Linked DNA regions of Homo sapiens: region 2 is linked to region 1. The links are chromatin contacts, found by Hi-C in ENCODE. All regions are on one chromosome and are shown on one strand. The core of a region is the stretch at or near the end of the contact, and the rest is flanking DNA. Distances in the headings are between cores, read along the strand shown. Region 1 has its middle 21 kb from the start of CLEC4D. Region 2 overlaps MFAP5 (microfibril associated protein 5).

What was found. A loop is a pair of places that touch in the nucleus more often than their neighbours do. Pooled maps may share reads with other maps.
Region 2: a loop to region 1 is called in a map with no recorded cell type, with 13 times the contacts of the local background. The contact joins two enhancer-like sites. A Hi-C loop is called at or near these places in 12 of 37 single-sample maps with no recorded cell type and 15 of 50 pooled maps.

Annotation. Positions count from the first base shown.
Region 1 is chr12:8,491,089-8,494,811 of GRCh38, forward strand. No RefSeq gene overlaps it. Among named protein-coding and RNA genes, the nearest start is that of CLEC4D, 21 kb to the right of the region's middle. RefSeq lists an enhancer at 1,988-2,037. Within about 2 kb of position 2,208, at least 3 of the 41 ENCODE cell types and tissues checked have a DNase peak (open chromatin) inside an H3K27ac peak, as active enhancers do.
Region 2 is chr12:8,646,060-8,650,124 of GRCh38, forward strand. It overlaps MFAP5 (microfibril associated protein 5), which reads right to left. Exons shown (of 10, transcript NM_003480.4): 9 at 3,442-3,515; 10 at 1-2,144. The coding sequence ends at 2,032. Among named protein-coding and RNA genes, the nearest start is that of MFAP5, 15 kb to the right of the region's middle. RefSeq lists an enhancer at 1,818-3,017. Within about 2 kb of position 2,797, at least 2 of the 41 ENCODE cell types and tissues checked have a DNase peak (open chromatin) inside an H3K27ac peak, as active enhancers do.

The DNA of each region.
Region 1 (3,723 bases), core at 958-3,457:
AAGTTCTCAGTCATGCATTCAACTGCTAATGTAATCTGACACTGAAAATTTATTCCAGTGAGTGGGCAAATAATCGTCAATAGTACATATAGGGAGAGGAGAGGTGGGGCAGCAAAAAGGGTGCATCCACCCTCATTTTCCCTATTTCAAGAGTTAAAAGTCATTACTTTCTGGGATTGGTGCAATCTTGACTCACTACATCTTCGACCTTCAAGCAATTCTCCCACCTCAGCTCCTCAAGTAACTGGGACTACAGGCATGCACAACCACACCCAGGTAATTTTTGTATTTGTAAGTAGAAACAGGGTTTCACCATGTTGCCTACGCTGGTCTCAAACTCCTGTCATAAATACTGCCTGTCATAAATCATTCTCTGCTGACCATTTCTCTTGGAATTTATTGGAATTGTAATAAATTAAGGAAATGTATGACCTGGTATCTAGTTAATGCCTAAAACACTTCATGTTATCCTTTGCCCAACTGGCTAATAACAAGGCTGTGATAAGTTTAAGGTAAGGCTTCTCAGTGATCCAACCAGCTTCCCCTTTTATAGTAAGGAATATACTTTGAAAATGTAAATATAACATGTTTATTGAATAGTGAAAACAACTTTCTGTTTTGTAATTTTTGTATGAAACAATCTTTACACATAAACTCCATCTCCAGAGTACTTCCGAAATGTAATGGAGTCTGCTCAATTGTGGGTAGGAAATAACAGCAGATCTTCCAGTGTGTGGAGGGTTTTTCCCCGAACCACTACTGACCATACAATTACATCTCTGGACACAAGCATGACTCTTAATGTTTATGCATGTTCAGTTGTTTCTTATTACTTTTGCTCAACCTATCTAACCTTTTGAGATTTTGACTACTGATTCTGATCATAGGAGATCATTCCACTCCATTGTATGTCATCTCAGAGCTCTGACCAATGTGCCCTGTATCTAAGTAAATGAGCTGGTTGTAATGTGTACACATTTTCTAAGAAAAATTTTTGCATAAGCAGAAACACTGGGATGAAGTAGGAGGTTTGGGGCTATCATTTCCACTTTTTGACAATTTTATTTCCTTTGAGGTTTGTCCCCAGAGAGCTTAGTAACCATGTTTGTAGTTACATGAGTCCATCTTTTGGCTACACTTGCTCTAGGCTATCAAAATTAAATTCTCCCTCACATAGATTCCGAATGAAAGCTGAGAAATATGAGTCCACGATTTGGGGAACCAAATCTTGCTGATGGCAGAGCTCTAGGTTTAAGATCCACAAATGCTTTTGTGTCTGAGATTCCCCAAGCTACATCAACCCTATGCTTGTGGGGCCTGGTTGTTCTGCTCTACGGATTCTGGGAAATGCACAAGCAGCCTTCCTATACATTCATTTTTCATTAGCAGCTTTTAGCAAGCTTCTTTCTTTTCTTTTCTTTTCTTTTTTTTTTTTTTTGAGACAGGATCTCACCGTTGCCCAGGCTGAAGTGAAGCGGCATGACCATGGATCGCAGCACAACCTCCTGGGCTCAGGTGATCCTTTCACCTCAGCCTCCCGAGTAGTTGGAATTACAGGCAAGCACCACTACGCCCAACTAATTTTTTGTATCTTCAGCAGAAATGAGATTTTGCCATGTTTTCCAGGCTGGTCTGGAACTCCTGGGCTCAAACAATTTGCTTACCTGGGCTTCCCAAAGTGCTGAGATTACAGCACTGAGCTACCATGCCTGGCCCACAAGCTTATTTCTATCACTTACAAATGAAAATATAACACAATACACAAATTATCTAAATAACAAGAAGTAGGGAAATGATAACCTGAGATGGATTAGAATGAAATATAAAGTTATAGTGGTTTGGGGAAACGACTGTAACCTTGAAAGGAAAGTTAAGTATGTCCCTGACTATAAAAGAACTAGAGATGTAAATGTGTAATCTGTGTTTCCTAAGGAGTTCATCTCCTACATATATACCCCATCAGTAGCCTGGAAGTATGGATGCTGTCTCACTACTTGAAGACATTTCTTCTATTTAAAATGTCTCTGACTGCAGTCTGCCCTCTAGAATGTGTCAGAAGTACTTTTGGAAAGAAAAATGGATCTTTACTGTAAGTCTAGACATACTCACTTGTAAACATTTCTGAGTTACCCTGGCTGAGAAGCTTATTACCCCAGATCACTATTCTTTACATTTTCCACCCAAAGAGGAAGCTGTGGGTCCCTTTTGAGTCACTGAATTGCTGCTGTGGTTTCCATCTGGCTTGCTGATACCAGTTTCATCACCACGACCCTTGGTATACATCTGTTCCTTCCTCTGCTTCTTACGCAGTCTCCTTTTCTAGTTACTCTAGTCATGAATCCCAACATTTGATTGCTAGATATTTTCTGATGTTTTTAATTTATCTGTTAGTGTTTATTGGTGGTTTTTTAACTCGTAAGATGTCCTTTTTTTCTCAGAGGATTTTAACCTAGAGGTTACCAATATGGGCTTGAGTGTTATGAAGCCTAAATCTGAATTCTGGTTCTGGCATATTCCAGCACTCTTCAGGAGCTCAGGCAAGTTTTTAACTTTTAAAGTGTTGGGTATGTTATTTGTAAAATGGCAGTAATAGCATTTTCCTCATTTTGTGAAAATTAAACAAGTTAATTACCATTCAGGGCTTAGAGCAGTGCCTGACATATCAACATATGTTACCTATCATTGCTTTAGAGGTACATCTTTCATAATGCTCCAAAATTAGAGCTAGCGTCAGCTGGAACTCATCTTTTTACTGGTATATTACTTAGGATACTTGTATTAAGTTGTTTTTTTTTTTTAATCAAGGAAATTCTTTTTTTGTCCTTCTCCATGAATTCTCTGTGAAAACACCAATATTTAAATTAAAAAATGCTCAGAGATTTTCTCTAGCAGACTAAATCTTTGCTATTTTTATTTTTTATACTTTAAGTTCTGGAGTACATGTGCAGGACATGCAGGTTTGTTGCATAGGTAAATGTGTACCACGGTAGTTTGTTGCACCTATCAACCCATCACCTAGGTATTAGCCCAGCACGCATTAGCTCTTTTCCCCAAAGGTCTACCCCCTCCCTATCCTCCCCTGACAGGCCCCAGTAAGTGTTTTTCCCCTCCCTATGTCCATATGTTCTCATTGTTCAACTCCCACTTATGAGTGAGAACATGCGGTGTCTGGTTTTCTGTTACCATGTTAGTTTGCTGACAATGATGGTTTCCAGCTTCATCCATATCCCTGCAAAGAACATGAACCCATTCTTTTTTATGGTTGCATAGTATTCCATGGTGTATATGTGCCACATTTTCTTTATTCAGTCTAACATTGACGGGCATTTGGGTTGGTTCCAAGTCTTTGCTATTGTGAATAGTGCCACAATAAACATACATGTGCATGTGTCTTTATAGCAGAATGATTTATAATCTTTTGAATATATACCCAGTAATGGGATTGTTGGGTCAAATGGTATTTCTTGTTCTAGATCCTTGAGGAATTGCAACACTGTCTTTCACAATGGTTGAACTAATTTACACTCCTACCAACAATGTAAAAGCATTTCTATTTCTCCACATTCTCCCCAGCATCTGTTGTTTCCTGACTTTTTAACAATTGCCATTCTAACTGGTGTGAGATGGTATCTTACTGTGATTTTGATTTGCATTTCTCTAATGACCAGTGATGATGAGCTTTTTTTCATATGTTTTTTGGCCACATAAAAGTCTTCTTTTGAA
Region 2 (4,065 bases), core at 1,547-4,046, 160 kb after region 1:
ATGTGGAGTAGGAGGGTCAAGTTCGTGAAGATATTCTTAAAATTAATCTTGGAAACTCTGTGCCTATGAGGTTTCTCTAAAGTGGCTAAAATATGCATTTAATATGTTGTCTAAATGAGTACATTTAATTCTAGAGACTGTAAGGAGTAGAGATTATATGCTTTGGGGCTTTTTGTAGCATTTTTTTAAAATCAGTTGTACAGATCCCATTAAACGAAATTGTTTCTTAACAGCAAGAATCTGATCATTTAACTAGTTTTCTCAGCAATATAAAAGGAATACAACCTCCACTGTCATATATAACTTGTTGTCTCCTAGCTCCTATTTGAATTCCATTGGCTTTTATAGAAAGTTATTGAGTTAGTCAGACAGAAGGATTCATGATATATAATTTGTCATTTGTTATAATGGGATTTTCTTCTATTCCATTGTGGACTGCTACCCTCACCTAGGATAAAGCAGATATGGTTGCTATGAATTAGACTGTATCTAAGCTTCAAGAAATATGAATAATGCATTTAAATCCAGAGAATCATAGAATTAAAGGAAATCTTAGAACTAAGAATATATATAATATATATATATATTTCTTAAGATGGACTTTTGCTTTTGTCACCCAGGCTGGAGTGCAATGGCGCCATCTCGGCTCACTGCAACCTCTGCCTCCCAGGTTCAATTGATTCTCCTGCCTCAGCCTCCCGAGTAGCTGGGATTACAGGCACGTGCCACCACGCCCAGCTAATTTTTGTATTTTTAGTAGAGATGGGGTTTCACCATGTTGGCCAGGCTCGTCTCAAATTTCTGACCTCAAGTGATCCACCCGCCTCAGCTTCCCAAAGTGCTCAGATTACAGGCATGAGCCACTGCGCCCAGCAGTACTAAGATAAATTTAACCTTCTCATTTTAAAGATGAGGAAATTAAACCAGGACCTAATGAAGGAAAATGGCTTATCCAAGGCTACGTGGTTACTGCTAGAGCCAGGATAAGAATGTGGGTTGTCTGAATATTGTGTTTCTTTCACTCTTTCGTATTAACTATTAGGCAAACTTTCTGTCTGCCTATTAAAATTCAAGTCTGAATGCCCTTCTTAGGCCCCAATCAGGATATCCAAAAGCCACTTGCACAATAATTCGACCGTGCACTTGTTAAGTTGTGAAGATGAACGAAGTAGCAACTCAAGGAAACGTCAACCAATGGTATGATTTCACATTAAGTTGTCTAATTTGCTTTGTGGTGGTGGGTTCATCCCGGTACTACCCATAAACGAATCAGTAAATGAGACTTAGTTTCCAACCTTACTTCCCGACTAGACAACTGCATGAAAAATTGGATAGCGAATTATGAGTCCAAGTTCTATAGCTGGCATAGTCCTCATGCTTTAGCCCCAGCCTCTGAGCTTAGCAGAAGACATTTTGGGTCCTTATATATTGCTAGTAGGATTGTATAATTCTTGACTGTGTTGCAGAATCTTACAGGACTACAAAACTTACCATGATGTGTCTTATAAGGAAGACTTGCCAGGCAAATTTTCGGGCAAGCCAGCAAAATAGTTAAAGTAAGAGTAAAGAGGAACACGTGAATGATGGGGAGTTGGTCTAGGAAAATATTGTGAGGAAAATAAATGAAATTCTATGGTTAGCCCAAATAGACAAAGATAGCTTCTTCAACCCTAAGATCTATATCAGACAGATTCAATAGTAAAGATTATTAGCCTAAAGTTTAGTCTCCCTTGAAATTGTACATAGAATGTTTGTATATAAGCCATATAGTCATCATCTATTCACTGTGTCTATGATATTGAGAAGCAGCAAAATTATGCAATAATATAGACTTTGTATTTTAAGTGCTAGAAAATGAGATAAATGTTATCAGTTTGGGTGAAAAAGTAGAGAGTAGGGGTAAAAGCTGGACATTGCAAAAGGATTGGTTTAAGAAATACTGTCTAAGGGTTAGCTGTCAATGGTTGGAGAAGAAGGAGATCCTCCTTCCTCTCACCCATACATTTTTTCTTCTTTCCTCTTTTTCAATGATCACAGACCATTGGGTCTCTGCAAATCCACATTTTCACAGGGAGGAAGTCGGAAGTAATTGGAGCGACGGAGTCTCCTAGGGGGCAGACCAGCCATCTGACGGCAAAGCTCATCTAGAAGAGAAGCAGAACATCATGGGAAGAGAATGCAGAAGATAACAAAGGCTCTTGTTTTAAGGGATAGAGAAGACTTTTCAGTGTGGTGTAGTGAAAAGGTTGGAGAGAAAAAGATCCGGGTTTTAACCAGCTCTGCCACTTACTTTAGTTATTTGCCACTTCCTAGAAAGTTTCTTAAATTTTATAAACCTCACTATCCCTTTCTGTAAAATGAGAATTAAAATACCTACCTCAACAGTATATTTCTGAGTATTAAAATGAAATCATGTATGCAAAGTACCTAGCACAGGTGAGCAGTAAATGTTAGTTTCCTTTATATATCCAGCTGCCAATTCTTCTAATCATGGATCTATTAAATAGAAAAATGAGATCCAATCATTCAGTATACATTTACGTGCTTACTATGGGCAAACAGCTAACTTTAGGAAGTCCCTTGAGATACTTGAAAGTGCCTAGAGTCCCAAATACCCATCCTCAATCTCAAGGTGCTTCCCTTGCAGGTGGCTTGCACAAAGCCAATGGGGGCACACAGCAAGTTTCCTTCTGCGAAGTTAACTACAGCTCTTACTCAGGAACTCAGCACAAAGCGGGCTGCTGAGTCAGAAATGGCTTTGTCTGTGGTGTTTTCACCAACCACAGCCATCGTTCGGGGCTGGCCATGGGGAAGGTGAGAGTATCTTTGTTTCCACCATGTATGGTCTACAACCACACATTTTGGGCCCTCGTAATTGCCCCATAACATCTTTCTACCTTCTTCTACCTGAAATGTCACAGTAAGAAATGTTCATTGTTCTTGGAATTGGTGAACTATTTATAACATAGCTGATTTCTAAATGTCCCATCTATTTTTTATTTATAGGCCCTATCCAAACCTTACTGTCTCCAAATTAGTGCATGTGCGTGTGTATGTTTTATTTTTAGTTATGAACATGGCTGCGGACTAGCAGAGTCTATTATCTGTAATGGCTGACTTGAAATTTTCCCTAGAACCCCAGTGAATGATCTTTAAAATAGCCAGAGTGTCAGAAAGCTCTCTAAGTAGGAGACACTGTGGGGTTACAATCTAGTAGGACAGGGATCTAGGGGTACTTTTCTTAGGGTTATGTTTGTATATCAAGCATACTGCTTTATGTAGATTGTTTATTTGAGATAACTTCCAGCAGGAGCTGATGGACTCTAAGGGGGTAGCCTGAAGCCCTCCTCTAGTACCAGACTTTGGATATAGTAATATCATGTCCCTATCTACCCTTCTCATAACTGCTTCTCTCCATTAAACATCCAGACATCATCTTACCTTTCATAGCTTCGTGTTCCTTACAGACAAGACGAGAGCAGATCTCCTTGTTGACGATGTACATACGTCGTAAACTGCAGACGTCCCAGTGTCATAGGCAAGGAAGGAGATGGAAGAAAGCCTTGAGAGGAGAACTCACCTGGGTCTGGGATGCCTCTTCAACTCTCATATTCCCCACTTTCCCTATCTGCTTTTCCCCAACTGTATTTTCTTAAGTATTTCAGACTTTTGCCCCCCAACTGGAAAATAGGGGAGGGAATGGTATTAATTACTCTTCTGTTTTTTAAATTTTATTTCAATAGTTTTTGGTGTACAGGTGGTTTTTGGTTACATGGATAAGTTCTTTAGTGGTGATTTCTGAGATTTGGGTGCACCCGTCACCCAAGCAGTGTACACCGTACCCAATGTGTAGCCTTTATCCCTCATTCCTCTCCCACTCTTTCCCCTGAGTCCCCAAAGTCCATTATATCATTCTTATGTTTTTGCCTCCTCATAGCTTAGCTCCCACTTATAAGCGAGAACATACAATATTTGGTTTTTCATTGTTTAGTTACTTCATTTAGAATAATGACCTCCAGCTCCATCCAAGTTGTTGCAAAGGCCATTGTTTTAGTTATTCTTCTT